Regions from separate parts of the Homo sapiens genome. Here region 2 is linked to region 1. The links are chromatin loops, found by intact Hi-C in ENCODE. Cell type or tissue: psoas muscle. All regions are shown on one strand.

Region 1 (8,000 bases):
TAAACCGCCTAGTAATGACCTCCTTCATCAGTGGATTACAATGATGCTGGGGTCCTGGCCAGAGTCCAATTCTAGGAGAGGCTGGGGACCACATCATAGAGGAAGACTATAAACAAGAGACCCCATGCCATGAACATTATAAGTTTTTCCAACTTTTAAGAAGCAGAATCAGGAGAAAGTAATGCCTTCCTGTTTGTGAATCTAATAATTAAAATGGAGCATGCCTTCGCAGGGAATACTGAGTATAAGCAGGAGAATAACTCTCATCTAAAGAAAGCTCAGTTATCAGTTCATAGGTGGCTTCCATAAAGGAAAATGTCTACCTTTTAAGAAATTGAGAATGGCTTTGGTGCTACAGCCTTTTTGTTGTGTGCTGTTATATGCATTAGATTAATGATGAAAAAAATTAAGGCATTAAAAAATTGAGACTCTTAAAATGAAATCGCAAAATAATAGGTAATTTTCTATATAAATCAGAATTTTAAAACTACCTTATTATTCATCTATGAGATGCAAAAATAAATGTATCAGGTACACAACGATTCTTGGTGTTTTGGAGCTACAAACACACACACACACAAGACTCAATGTATAGTCCAGTGAATGATATATAACAGTACTCATATTTGAAATCCTGAGAGGATTTTTTTTAAGCTGAAGGGCTCACTCACAAAACAAAGTAAGTTTTATGCACAAATAAGTGTGAGGCCTTTAACGCAGTGTAGGGAAATCCTGGCAGTTTTAATTATCTGTATTTCCTCTGATTTAAAAATCTGTATTTACATGACAGACCTTGATTTTCAAACGCACTGCCAATTCTGATTCAACGTTCTTCTTGTAACAAAATCAGCACACTAATATCCAGATAAAAATAAGCAGTTGTGTTTCCATACTAATAGTAAGTTATTTCTAATTTATGTGTTCTTCACAAACTGCCAAAGATGAAAGTTTCTGCTTTCAGTGGTGAACTAGAGTATTTTTCACACAAATTCCTTCTAAAGTCTACAGAGTCGACCCAATTCAAGAATGAAAAGAAAAAGAAATGTCCATTCTCCACTACCAACCTGAGGCAAAAAACATGGTTTAAGGAACAACGCAGAAAGAAGTCCATTTCCTATATTTCCTAAACTAATGTCTCTAAACTATGTCTTACATGTTAACTTCTTGGAGCTCCCCCTCGTTTTCACAACTCAGCTCTCTCGAGTTTCTACTTTATTCTACCTTCTTTGCGCATGAGGAGTAACACATTCATAACCTGCGGGGATTTAGTCTCGGAGTCCTCAACATCTAATCCTGACTCCTGCACAATTATTCCTCTTCTTCAAGAACTTCTTAACTCAGTGCTTTCAAAGCAAAAGGTAGCTAAAAGTACTAAGCCAGATTCACAAAACCGCAGAGGATTTGAATAGTGTAACCCATAACACCAGGCACAACTTCAATTTGCATTTCCAATGATAGTTGTAACAAACTTCATACTGGCTGGGAAATAAAGTTGCCAGACAAAAAAATTAAAAGCAAAGAAAATTCGCCACCTCCGATCCGAAGAAAAGCCCATTTTCAAGCAGTGACAGTCTTGGACAAGCCCCAAACACGCTCACACGCGCTCGGCACACTGCCTTCCCCAAGAAAACGCGAATGGAAGTAGAATACCTTTTCGGACAATCCCATCACCATATTAAGGATCACCGTGGATTTCCAACACACTTTTTGGGTGGCCCACCAAGGTTTCTGAGAAATCATGAAGAGCCTTCAGCGTCCACGCGGGAGCCCAAAGCAAGCCCACGGTCTGGCTGACCCTAAGCAAGGATTTGTCTATGCTTTAAAGGAAAAGCTGGGTTCACCGAGGGCCGAGGAGAAAGAAGCCAGCGCAGGGGCGGCCACATTGCAAGTTACCACGGTGGAGCTGCGCCCTCTGCAATCCGCACTGAATAAATAGTTGACGGAAGAAGGAAAAGGAAAAAGTTATGAATGAAAACAAGTTCTTTCTCCCTCTCTCTGTGGTAGGAGGAGGGGAGGAGGCTGAGGTTACCATGAGCTCAGGAGGGCGGACTTCCCCACTTTTTTTTTTTGAGCCGGAGTCTCACTTTGTCTCCCAGGCTGGAGTGCAGTGGCGCGACCTTGGCTCACTGCAACCTCCGCCTCCCGGGTTCAAGCGGGTCTCCCGCCTCAGTCTCTCGAGTAGCTGTGACTACAGTCGCGCGTCACCACGGCCGGCTAATTTTTGCATTTTTAGTAAAGACGGGGTTTCATCAGTTGGTCGGGCTGGTCTCGAACTCCTGACCTCAGGTGATCAGCGCGCCTCGGCCCCCCCAAGTGCTGGGATTACAGGCGTGAGCCACCGCGCCCAGCCGACTTCCCCACTTTTAAAGTGGCAGTGCCCTCTCCCTTCCCCTGTCTTTGCACTGTGCTCCAAACCAGAAGAAAGTTGCGGCTGGCTTTGGGGCTGCCTAATTCTATCGAGGGGGTAATCGGCGAATTCCGGGGATGTGCCTACACACACACACGCACACACACAGCCTTTGTCGTCCCCCTGCTTGAGGCACACTCCTCCAAAGAGGGCCTCCGGGGACATCCCCAGAGCCGCCTGAAATCCCCCTTGGGCGTGAAGGGCTCTCCGAGAGGACAACCTGGGCCACCGCGCCGCCGCTCCGGGTAATCGGGGATGGAGGAGACCCTGTCCTGTTACGTTCCGCAGCCGCAGACCGTCGCCCACCCCGCCACCCAACCTTGAGCCCCCAGAAGCCGCGGCCCCCAGGGGGCAGGGAGCGGCGGGAGGGGCCGCGCCGAGCGAGGTCGTCCCTCCCCTCCCCTCCTCTCCCGGAGTCCTGGCTCGGGCAGCAGCGCCGCCGAGTCCGCACCTGCCGCGCCGAGCGAGCCCCGCCCGCGCGCCTACAGCCCAGCGGGCCGAGGGCGGCCGCCGCACACACTCACCTAGGCCGAAGCGGTGGCCGGGGGCCAAGCCGTGCGACCCGGCCCAGGTCCTGGTGCGGGCGGCGGCGTGCACGTGCCGCATCAACCGCGGCGGGGAGGGCGAGGCGGCATCGCCGGAGTTGGAGCGCCTCGGCTCGCGGCCTCCCCCGCCCCCGCCGCCACCGGCCAGGAGCGCTCCCCGCGGCCCCCTTCCGGCTGCGGAGGGCAGTTCTCCCGCGGCTCCGCGCGGCCGGGCCCGGACCTGTCACGGCTGGTGCTCGCCGGGCGGCTCAGTAACATCCACCTCGGGAGGTCTTCTGCAGCCCCTTTCCAAGAACCAGTTTTTACAAATCCTTTCAGGAAGGCTTCCCAAGTCTCAGAAAAACAAGTAGGGGAGTGGCGGAGTCGAGTGCGTGACGGGCCAGCTGACGGCACGGTGTGCTCAGAGAACTCGGGTTCTAGTCGCTCCTCGCAAGGAACGAAGGAAGGGATGGCGGCTTCCTGACGAGCGAAAAATCCACGTCACGGGCGTTCGAGACTCCGCAGCGCCCGGGTCGGGGCCCGAACCGCCGTCGGCGGGTGGGTCACGGAGCCGCGCAGTACCCCGGCGAAACCTCGGAGCACGCGCCTGCCAGGCAGAGGCTGCCGCGGCCGGGAGGGGGAGGGGGATTTTTTTACCCTTTTCTTTTTTTTTTTTTTTTTAGCGGGGAGGAGTGAAGAGAGTGAGGTTTGGGGATCCTTCTCGGAGAGAGAAAGGCGGGCGTCGTCCCTTGTGCCCCGCGCAGGCCGACGCGCTTAGCCGATTCCGCACGTTGGGCAAGTGGGGGCACAGCGTCCCCGGGCACTCCGGTCCCGGCAGGTCAGCCTCTCCCGGGCAGCGCTCACACCCAGTCCTCCGAGCCTGGGGTTCCACGGCCGAAATGCCTGCGACAGAGAATTAGAGATAGAAGCTCGTGAATGTCCCTTTCTTCGAAGGGCTGGGACCCCGGGCGGGCCGCTGGCCAGCTCGCCCGCAGCCCGTTGCCATGTGCTCCCTGTTGCTGCTCCCGGTGATTGACAGGCCGGCGCACAGTCGGCGTGTCAGCCGCGAACCAAAGTAACATGCAGTCCTGCACGTTTTTGCCGAGGTGCTTTTGCCCCCTGGAATGCCTAGGAGTTCAAACAACGTTCAAGCAACGCCTCTGCGCGTTAGGAATCAATACACAGAGACGGGAAATTCAGGTTTTAAACCAATGCTTCACTCGGGATTCGGTCGCCAACAATGCCTAAACAAACACGCATTTGGTCCACACACCGAGTGCTAGCCCCTCTTCGCATAAAGGCATTAACGGCTCTGTGTTTCACAAATTCGATCGTTTCAGACTTTAAACGTCTACTGTTCGGTTAAGGAAAGGTGAAAGGGACCCTGCTTTTTCTTTTAGCGGTAGCATTTACTTTAAGAGCATTAGTTTTAGCAGTGGGAATGCTACCGGTGTTTTGAAATGCAACCAGTAACCTTAGCTGGAAAGCAAGTTCAAATAAATAAATGTTCAGTTCCTTGCAAAAGTCAACATTTCTCACCTTATCTTTCCTAAAATGTCTACGGAAGGAAACGGTACTTACCTAATGCAAAGATTGCAAATTGCTTTTCAGGCACATTTAACAGCGACTGTAGCTGTTCCTTATCCAGGGCAGGGAACTGTGCTGATAATCACTCTGCAAAGCACGCAGTGGTTTGCAGAGCGGTCTCACTCCGGCTACGCAGAATTTCAGCTCCTTGCCTCCACCTCCACCTCCACTCCAGGACACGCCTCCGGTGATATCATGTGTCAATCACTCGGGCTGCCCGAAAACCTGGAACAGGATTTCCTTAACTATCGTTTCCTCTTTCGTTTATGTGTACCAACTTGGAAATGTTGCCCTACAGACTCGTGTAATAAACATCCTCTTAAAACTTCGGGAGTGCCTCTAAAAATTCTGCAAATGCAGTTTGTCATAGAGGAATACATTCGGATTTAGTTAGCAATCTTCAGTTGTCGATCTCAATTAAAAGGATTGGTGGACTCTACTCTTAAGTTGAATTAGAAAAGAATTGTGAAGAATAAAAGAAAATGAAAAAAGTTGTATGCCAAGCCATCACTTCTGACCAACTAGAGGGAAAACGTATATTGACACAAAAAGATGATTATATAACATTACAGTTCCTATTTACAACAAAGTTCAGAATATGTGAAACCTAAAGTTCAAAAGGTGGCACTCCTTACTGCAAATGTAATATAAGCATATGTAATAAAGGTGAAATTTTCTGCTGTGGGTTTTTTAAATAATTGCTTTACCTTGGCTTGTTATATGATTTCCCAAAAATCAAGCACATGGAGAAAAAACCAAATTCTTTCAATTTTGTAATATAGTTGTATAATTTTGCAAAAAATACAAACCCGTATATTTTTTAATTAGCTAAAAGTCAATTAATTAGAATAGAAAAAATTTATCAAGAAGTTTTATAATTCTTAGTAATAGCTGATATGACTGGAAAAAAAACACTTTAAGTAGGAAACTTGATTTCTACTTTCTTACAAACTATGGGATTTTAGGCATTTATTATCAAAGTTGTGCCTTTTCATGCTGCAGTGAGGATAACTTTTTGTGGAATTGAAGGTTCCGTAGAAACTTTTAAAAGCCACCTAAAGACCAAAAACTTAGTGGAAAGGAAATATTTTTCCAGGTACTATATATCAGGAGTAGCTTAAAGTCTGGCAAAACAAAGCAAACAATAACAAAACTCTAGAATCTAAATCATATAAACATATAAGTATGGAAATTTTTAGTTCAAAGTACATTTTTAGTCTCATTTACAATAGCAAGTGGTTCTGTTGAAACTATAAATATATACATACATAACACACACGCACACACACAGGACTTTCAAATGTCTGAGCACTTTCAAAAATTAAAGTTGTGTTTGGAATTGCCTCTGAAGAACACAGAGCATTGTTAAGAACATGAATAACAATAAAAAAGCATCATTAGAAAATAGCATAGAATAAGAATCAAGCCAAAAAGCTACATATTCACTCTTAATATTATGAATTGTATTAAAATAGGCTATTTAAAAGAATAAAATTGATTTCATTGTATTTTTTTCATAGATCTCATTAGATTTGGGGATGTAATGAAATTTTACTAGTGATGGATAGGTTTCTTGTGAATGTATTTGGAATAGACAAATCAAAAATAGACTATCCTATCAGAGTATCTTATTTGGTTCTTCAAAACTATTACCACAGTTGTGAGCTGAGAGGTCAGTTCACCAATATGATAAAACCTGGAGAGGGAGCACTGAACATTCTACCTTCATAAATCCTACAAAATATATTTGAAAGATTTCTATTGCAAATACACTCTATTTCAACCAGAAATGTATTAAAATAATTTTCATTAGATCAAGTATTTTTAAATTATAATAATCAAATCCATGAGATTTTTATCTAAAACACCATCACCATGGGTCATGTTGTATTAAGAAATTAAATATGCTGTACAGAGTTGATCAATAACCCTCCATGTCATTTAGCACTAAAATGCATTAATATGTTTTTCTCTAAATATTACATTACAAATAAATGTACGTATAGCTCTGTCACCTTGGTTCTAAAAGACATTGAATGAAACTTGCCTCTCCTGATTCCCCGCAACTATAAGACTTTGTAGAAATTCTAAATTTTTAGCTTAAAGTATACATTGTTTTTCACTTGGTAAGTTTAATTACATTGTAACTTGACTAAAAATGGATAACGGAAGTATGAAATTTTTCCAAAAATGAAAAACAATGCAAATATCAATGGGAAAAATCTTATAATAATTTTTAGTTTATTAAGATATGTCTAAATAAAGTGGAATGGAAAGTGAGCCCTGACTTGTCCTTAATTTTCATGTGAAAACAAGATTAGCCATCGCTTGTGTTAATTTGAGTTTTGAAAAAGAATAAAGTGAAATGAAAAAAATTCAGTAACTCCTCACAACTTCTAGTGATTAAAAAAAAAAATGGCCAGGCATGGTGGCTCACGCCTGTAATCCCAGCACTTTGGGAAGCTGAGGTGGGCTGATCACCAGAGGTCAGGAGACCAGCCTGGCCAACATGGCGAAACCTGGTCTCTACTAAAAATACAAAAAATTAGCTGGACATGGTGGTCTGTGCCTCTAATCCCAGCTACTCAGAAGGCTAAGGCAGGAGAATCGCTTGAACCCGGGAGGCAGAGGTTGCAGTGAGCCGAGATCGCGCCACTGCACTCCAGCCTGGGCGACATAGCTGGACTCCGCCTCAAAAAGAAAAAAAAAATTAATACAGTTATAGGAAGCTTAACTTATTCATGTATCTACTTTATTTGCCAAAATAAAAATAACAATCATGTGTTCCAAGCTTTTGAAAAATAATACGTTATTAATTCTCCTAATGTTTCTGTGAAGTCATGATAAATAAATGTATCACAGTCTTTTTATCTTGTTGAGAAACAAACACACAAACTAAATAATCACAGACATTGATGAGTTAGCTTATAAGCATGTCATAAATCAATGAAGACCGGTAATGGAAACTAAGTTCTCTTTACTTTCCTTTTAGGGCAATAGTCACTATATTACTATACTTCCCAAGAAAAGCTGGCAAGGATAGGCCATTTTATTTTCAGTTTCCTTTTGTAAACAATCTTTGTAGTTGACAGAAATAGACCAACCTATTCTGTAAATTTTCCATAAACATTCTCTTCATTTTCATAAGCGTAATTCTCATCCTTCTGCCTTATTTGAAATACGAATGTTCCGTATTGGTTTCAAATTCTGGAAGTGGGCAAATCAAGCAATACGTTGAGTAAATTACACTGAATGATTTGTAGTTTGTGTCAGCTCTATAATTCAACTAATCATTTGTGTACTTTGTCACAGGCGATTCTATTTTTCTGCAAGTTGTCAGAAAAGAAAGAAATATACCTGGACGTGTCCTAAATTGGTGCGCTTTATTTCTTAAGTGCCATATTCCTTTGGAGAGAATAAAAGTGACAAGAGTTCAGATAAACTGCATCCCTACTATATATTAAAGATTTTACTAATTAAAC
Region 2 (8,000 bases), 270 kb after region 1:
TACTTCAATAAATCTGGGGGGGAAAAGGCCAAGAAGCACATGAAAATATAGTGAAAATCACTAATCATTAGGGAAGTACAGATCACAATCACAATGCATGTCGCCTCATACCCATTAGGATACATACTATCAAAAAAGAAAAAAGAAAAGAATCAGAAATTTAAAACCTTGTTCCCACTATTGGAATGAATATAAAATGGTGCAGCTGCTGTGGAAAATAGTATGGCAGTTATTCAAAACATTAAAAATAGAAATACTATATGATCTAGCAATTTCACTTCTGAGTACATATCAAAAAATTGAAAGCAGATCTCAAATAGATATTCACACACCATGTTTGTAATACCACTATTCATAATAGCCAAGAGGTGGATACAACCTAACTGTCCATCTACAGATGAATGGATAACAAGATGTGGTATATACATATAATAAAATATTCAGCCTCAAAAAAGAAATTCTGATACATTATATAACATAAAATAATCTTGAGGACGTTATGCTAAATTAAAATAAGCCAGTTACAAAAGACACATACTGCACAATTCCACTTATATGAGGTATCCAGAGCAGTCAAATTCATAGAAACAAAGTAGAAAGGGACTGGGGGGAGGAGGTAATGCAGAGTTGTTTAATGGGTACAGATTTTCTGTTTTCCATGATGAAAAAGTTTTGGAGGCTGTGCAACAATGTGAATATACTTAATACTACTAAACTGTAAACTTAGAAACTGCTAAGATAGAAAAGAAAAATAAACAGTTAAGATGGTATCTTTTATGTTATGTGCTTTTTTACCGCAATAAAAAAATAATTTTAAAAATCCCCATAGGAGACATTATACATAAGTAAAGAGTTGATTTTAAAAAAGGAAATTGTACTTCTTCAAAACTAAAATTTTTTGCTCTGTGAACTACAGTGTTAATAAAAAGAAAAGACAAGCTACAGATTAAGAGAAGGTTTGTAATATGCTCGATAAAGGATTTTGATCCAGAATACGTAAAGAAAACAACCCATTGAAAGGGTAAAAATTGATCCAAAGAAAACATTTCACCAAAACAAAATGTTCAAATTACAAATAAGCAAATGAAGAGATGCCTGATATTGCTGGTAATAAGAGCAATGCAGATTAAAACCACAATAAGATAATACTATATAACTAACAGAATGATTAAAACTAAAGAAAAAAAAAACACTGACAATAACAAGCACTAGCAAGTATGCAGGGCACCTGGAATGCTCATATATTGTTGGTGGGAATATAGTTCAGGCAATCTGGAAAGTAATAGGGCAGTTTATATAAAATTAAGCATACAGTTAATTACCCTATGATTCAGTAAATCCACTCCTAGAATCATATTAGATATAAGAAGTTTTGTTCACATAAAAACCAGTCTGTGAATGTGTACTGCAACATTCTTCATAGCAAAAGCTGCAAACAATCTAAAATGTCCTTTATTGTTTATTATGTATAAACAAACTGTAGTGCATCTATATAGCGGAATAATACCCAATAATAAAAAAGGAACAAACTACTGATACAGTAACACAGACGAATCTCGAAAACATGTGAAATAAAAGAGGTTATACTCAAAGATGACATGTGCATGATTACATTTATATGACATTTGGGAAATGGGCAAAACTACAGGACAGATCAGTAGTTGCCAGGGGTCAGTGGTGGAAAGAAGACATCCCACCAGTGGTGGCTGCAAGAATAAATTTTTGGAGTAAATAAATTGTTTTGCATTGTGATTGTGTTGGTGGTTACCCAATTCTATGCATTTATCAAAACTGACAGAACTGAACCTGGCATCGTGTCTCACGCCTGTCATCTCAGTACTTTGGGAAGCTGAGGTGAAAGGACTGCTTGAGGCCAGGAGTTTGAAACCAGCCTCAGCAACATAGAGAGACCTCATATCTACATAAATTAAAAAATATATATATATTAGCTGGGAACTGTGGCCTGCACCTATAGTCCCTGCTACTTGGGAGACTGAGGTGGGGGATGGTTTGAGCCCAGGAGTTTGAGGTTGCAATGAGCTATGATTGCACCACTGCTCTTCAGTCTGGGCAACAGAGTAAGACCCTACCTCAAAAACAAAACAACAACAAAAAACCTCACATAACAGTTACCAGCTATGTTGGTCAAGTTTCTTAACCATCTGTGTTTCAGTTTCTCACGTGTATGATCAAGGATGGTAATAGAATTTACTTCATAAAATTAAGATTATATAATTATATATATAATTTAGAACAAAATTTAAAAACATGTTGAACTGCAAGTGCCTTTGAGACATGTAAGTAGATGGTTGAATCGGTCAGAGCAAAGATCTGAGCTGAATTAGGCACTGAATCACAGCTGACAACTGAAGCCATGGATGTGGATGAGAGAAGATGGGTCCCGTGCCCAGCCTTGACAAACTGCAACATTCTGTGGCTAGGCAGACCAGAATAAATATGTAAAGGAGTCAAGGAGGACAAAGAAATAGAAGAAAAATTAGGTATTACTGTGTCACGTAAAACAAAGAGGAATGTTTCAAAGAGGAAGGAGTGGACAATGACAGCTGATGGTGCTAACAGGTAATCGCAGAGACTGTTAGTTTTTCTCTTTAGTAATGAAACCCCTGAGTTAAAGCCAAATTTAAATCCCAGCCCCTCAAAATAGAGAATATATTTATTTTACAGCCTCTCTTGCAGCTGAATATTACCTTGTAGCTAAGATTAGCCAATGGGATGTAAATGATAGCTGCAATTTATGGGTTATGCTCTTAAACGGCAGGGATGAGCTATTACCTTATCTCCTAATTCTTGTTGACCTGAATGAGAACCCAACTAATGTGACAGTGAGATACTTTTTACCATGTGGCCTAAGGGATGGCACAGAAGTAATCTGAATTTCTGATACCATGAAACTACCATATTAGTTAATACTTGTTTGAATTACTTAGCTCTTTTGTCTTAAAGTATTGCCTTTAAGATTTTTAATTGAAAATGCAGTAGCCTCCATATTTCAGAATTCATCAGAGCAGATTTATGAAAACAGGTCTATATGAAGGATAATGTCCCACATATTTTTAAGCAAATACTTTAACAAAGGATACAACATATGACATGCATTAACAATGCAAGAACTTCAAGATGAAAAAAAGCATATAATACTTTTCTAAAGTTTGAAAATTATTAACAAGCATTTTAAACCTTGTATTTGGAGACTCTTACAGATAATTCTCCATTTTGCTGGGTTTTAGAGTGAGAGCTGAAGTACAAAATCACTGTAAGTAATAATGATGGGAGTACTAAAGAAGAAGAAGAAAAAGAACCACTGACCCAGAAATCACACACAGGTCTAGTCTGTGATGTCTGTTTTGTCAATTATTTAAGGGTTTAACCATAATCATTTTTTTTTCAGTCACTGAACAGAAACATCAGTATAATTTTAAGTGAACTCTCAGCTATAATAATTAAGTATATAAAAATCCATTCACTAGAATATTCAATGTTAACACTACACAACAGCTTTTCATATGTCTTAATGACTCACATTAAATAATAAAATTTAAAAACTCCAACTCTAACTTTAAAAAAAATTTGTGTTCTAACAACAATCTCCCCAAATTACTTCTTGGGTAGATGTTTCGGATGGTTGTTGGAGATGCTGCATTTTTTTAAGCCTGTAGAGAATTACCAAAAGCCTGACTCAAGTATCAGAAAAAGTTTAAACTAAGAAAACAAAAAGCAACAATTATTAAATCTGTTTTTATGTTTACCCTGAGATACTTCTACCAATAATTTCCCACAAACTACCAGGGAGATACTTCTTTCTCAGACACAATGGTTTTTTTCCCAACTAAATGCATTTCTGAACTTAAACGCATGAAAAGTTAATAAACGGAAGGAAAAGCAAATTCAGAGCTGTCATTTTAAAATTATATTCTTAAAGGGTTTAAGGGTATCATTTGTGGAACACAAAGAGATTTCCTTCTCAACAACATTCCAGGACATCACTCTTTCCTGCCTACCAGCAGACAAGATTATACTTGTCTGGTATGTCAGTAAAGTATTTACACAAAGACAGTTTTTCAGAATCTTCTCATTGTGAACACAAAACAGGAAATACAGTAATACCATCAGTATATGTTAAACACTGTTTAGTATAAACTGTATTTTTTCCTTAATGAGTACTAGCTTAACCTCCAGGAGGAAGAGGTGAAAATAAGCACATCTAAAAACACATTATCACTAGTTGTTTGCAGCCAGCCAAAGAAAAGGTTAAGGAAGAAAAACTCAATAAAACTTTCCAAACTACATTTTAGTTAGTGTTATACTATAGCCTCTAATAAAAACTCATTTTTCTCAAGTTCATAGGGGAAAATAAAGGTATTCCATAAAAGTTAATATTTTTGAATAAAAAATAGCCTAATTAATAACAGGCAATTTAACAGAAATACTGCTTCTGAGGCAGAAAAAACAAATTTCTATGTAAAGTGGCCATCCATCAAAAACACCAAATAATAAAGCATTTCATGATCTAAAAAAATTAATTCCTTTTATTTAAATTTATTAAAAAAAACTGTTTACCTTCCGTGGCTAAACAGTAATACAATTCTATCAGCTTACCAACTGAAGAGCTTTGAAATGTATTTACAAACTGATTATATAAAGTACAGCTTGTGTCCTAAGCAGAAAAACACAGAGAAAATTTTAATTTCCCATAAGATAGTTGAATGAACTATGGTTTGACTGCCCTCTGCTGATGTGAAATTTTTACAACTATAAAAACTGATATGATAAAACTGTGATATTATGATTTTAAAATAACTGTTTCTACTCAGATCCTGGTTTCATTATTGACTTCCTGTGAAAACTAAAGAGATTTAAATATTTAGCTTCTGTGTCTTATGTTTATTTATTTTTAGAGACAAGAGTCTCACCCTGTCACCCAGGCTACAGAGCAGTGGCAAGATCACGGATCACCATAGGCCTCAACCTCTAGGATCTAGCTAGCAATCCTCCTGCCTCAACCTCCTGAGTAGCCAGGGCTACAGCTGATTTTTCAATTTTTGTAGAGACAAGGTCTCCCAAAGTTTCCCAGGCTGGTTTCAAACTCCTAGCCTTAAGTGATCCTCCTGCCCCAGGCTCCCAAAATGTTGGGATTACAGGTGTGGGCCACTGCACTTGGCCATGTAGTCTTATTTTTAATTAACGGGCAAAATTCATGAAACAACTATTATCTGACGGCTATCAAAAATATGATTTGATCTCTGTATTAGTTCCTTCTCATGCTGCTAATAAAGACATACCCAAGGCTACTGGGTAGTTTATAAAGGAAAAAAGTTTAATTGACTCATAGTTTGGCATGGCTGGGGAGGCCTCAGGAAACTTACAATCATTGTGGAAAAGTAAGCAAACACATCCTTCTTCACATGGTGGCAGGAAGGAGAAGAATGAGAGCAAAAGGGGAAAAGCCCCTTATAAAACCTTCATATCTCATGAGAACTCACTGACTATCATGAGAACAGCACGGAGGTAAGCACCCCCATGATTCAATTACCTCCCACCAGGTCTCTCCCATGACATGTGGGGATTATGGGAACTATAATTTGAGATGAGATTTTGGTGGGGACACAGCCAAACTGTATCAATCTCTCTGACCTCAAGATACTTACATGTTATTAGAAAGACAGGAAAAACCTGGAACACATGAACTATTAGAGAACATCAAGAACTAAGCTAGGTGGTACAGAAGACAAGTAAGCTAGAGAAAAAAGATTTGTAGAGCCAATTTAGTAAAAACTAAACAAAACCTCAAAAATAAAAAATTCATGGAAAAGGCTGTTAAGACAGGCAGTCAAGGAAAAGTAATGAGCATGGTTTTAGATGAAAGAGGAGGAGACAAAATAAGCAAAAGCCTGGAGAAAATAATGAATGTATAATAGTACGTGCATATCACATGACTACCAGAAGACATAATTGCCAAGATAAAAGGTAAATGTTCAGTGAAAACAGAAAATACTATAATGGTAAGATGCTGCATGGGGTATGGGCAACTTTTGCAAAGTGAAAAAGCCAGAATGAAGAGCTGGACTTGATGAGGCAAACAAGGAGTCCCTGTATGTTCCTTAACAGTATATCACTCCTTTAGGAAGAATACTATAAAACAGAATGAATATGAAATGGTGGAGAAAGAGACTGAAGGCAGAGAAACGAGTCAAGAGGCAATGGCAGTAATAAAGGAAATAACTCAACCAGAAGAGTAATGGTAATAGAGCAGAAAAAAGAAATTGAGATAAAATAATTGAGATTTCAAATTTTGAATTATAAAACAAAACCGGAGGCTGGACTGGATTCAGATTTTTGTTTAAATATTTGCCATATTAAGGTGATTATTAAATTCCACTGAAATAAAAGAGTACTAGACTCAGAGTCAGCAGAAGGGAAAAGTGTCATGTCATCAAAGCTAATAGGGTACAGGGTTTCAAGATACAGGTACTCAGCAGGATAAAATTTATGGAATTGAACACAGTAAGAAAGGAAACCATTAAATTTTGTTCAGTAGTCACTGGTGACTTTCACAAGTTCACTTTTAATATATTTGGTCTGTGAGGAGAAACTAGGGAGCTAAAATTTTTAAAATTGAGATGAGCTACAGAAACTAGATGGAACAATTAACTTTAGGCAAAAAATGTCCTTCTCTGACAGTGTAGGAAAGGAGCAGCAGATAATAATAGAGCCAAGTTATGTCTTGTTAATGATGGGGATACATAAGGAAGTTCATGGCAAATGGTCTTAATTATCTCTGTAAATCAGTTTCCAAGCTCATCTGGAAGCCCTGAAAGAAGAATGATAAATTAATATTTGAGAACAATTTGATACTGTCTTTCTAGCTAGAAGTCAAATTTCTACTGGAGATGTCCAGTCTCAAGAGATGGCTCCATCTAGACACGACTTCTCATTTTTCTGTACGTGTCTAGAAAAATCTATGTACATTTCATAAAAAATTTCAAAGCTGACCCATTGTTTCCTATACATACAAGTATAGACTTTCCATACTTTGTTTATGTGAACACATCTGGAATAAAGCATCCAACTCAAGAGCAGGCCATTTTCATATACCCAAGGTAAAGGTGTTCGTAAGAACTCATGGAAAAGTAATATGTTTCCTGGTGATTGTTTTAGAATCGCCAAACAAAACCAGAGAAATAATAATTTCTTAATTTTATGTTACATTTTCTTTGTAAAATAATTTCTGTCAAAAGAAGTATAATACTCGAAGTTAGATTTCAATTCATTCATTCACTTACAGAGCAAATCATTTGGAATGCCTCTGACCCAAGTTAACTATTTTGTGACACTGTAATTTCAGTTTTAAAAAACTTCATAATAAAGAAATTTCCTCTTAAAGTTCATATTCACCAAATAATGAAATACATGTCAGGTATGCAGTGGTCCAATAAGAACATGGTTTTTTTTGTTGTTGTTTTTTTAATACTTTAAGTTCCAGGGTACATGTGCACAACGTGCAGGTTTGTTACACATGTATACATGTGCCATGTTGGTGTGCTATACCCATTAACTCGTCATTTACATTACGTATATCTCCTAATGCTATCCCTCCCCTCTCCCCACACCCCACAACAGGCCCTGGTATGTGATGTTCCCCTTCCTGTGTTCAAGTGTTCTCATTGTTCAATTCCCACCTATGAGTTAGAACATGAGGTGTTTGGTTTTTTGTCCTTGCAATAGCTTGCTGAGAATGTTGGTTTCCAGTTTTATCCATGTCCCTACAAAGGACATGAACTCATCATTTTTTATGGCTGCATAGTATTCCATGGTGTATATGTGCCACATTTTCTTAATCCAGTCTATCACTGATGGACATTTGGGTTGGTTCCAAGTCTTTGCTATTGTGAACAGTGCTGCAATAAACATACGTGTGCATGTGTCTTTATAGCAGCATGATTTATAATCGTTTGGGTATATACCCAGTAATGGAATGGCTG

Evidence for each region. Hi-C counts contacts between places; a loop is a spot of excess contacts. Peaks named below come from ENCODE experiments on the same cell type or tissue, not always from the same donor. Only the 100,000 strongest peaks of a DNase experiment are listed, where the experiment ranks them.
Region 2: it touches region 1 in a loop (4-fold over the local background); 40 of 110 quality-filtered maps call a loop at or near these places.

The regions. Positions count from the first base shown.
Region 1 is chr4:123,393,445-123,401,444 of GRCh38, reverse strand. SPRY1 (sprouty RTK signaling antagonist 1) reads right to left here and starts at 4,650. Exons shown (of 3, transcript NM_001258038.2): 1 at 4,513-4,650; 2 at 3,589-3,834. RefSeq lists a silencer at 2,666-3,215. In psoas muscle, a CTCF peak has its summit at 3,134 (motif pointing left); DNase peaks (open chromatin) are centred at 2,354, 3,054, 3,874, 4,684 and 3 weaker places; H3K4me3 peaks cover 6,758 bases; H3K27ac peaks cover 7,293 bases.
Region 2 is chr4:123,124,120-123,132,119 of GRCh38, reverse strand. The region is part of intron 14 of AFG2A (AAA ATPase AFG2A); the gene reads right to left. Among named protein-coding and RNA genes, the nearest start is that of AFG2A, 210 kb to the right of the region's middle. In psoas muscle, a CTCF peak has its summit at 4,751 (motif pointing left); no DNase peak of the experiment used is centred here.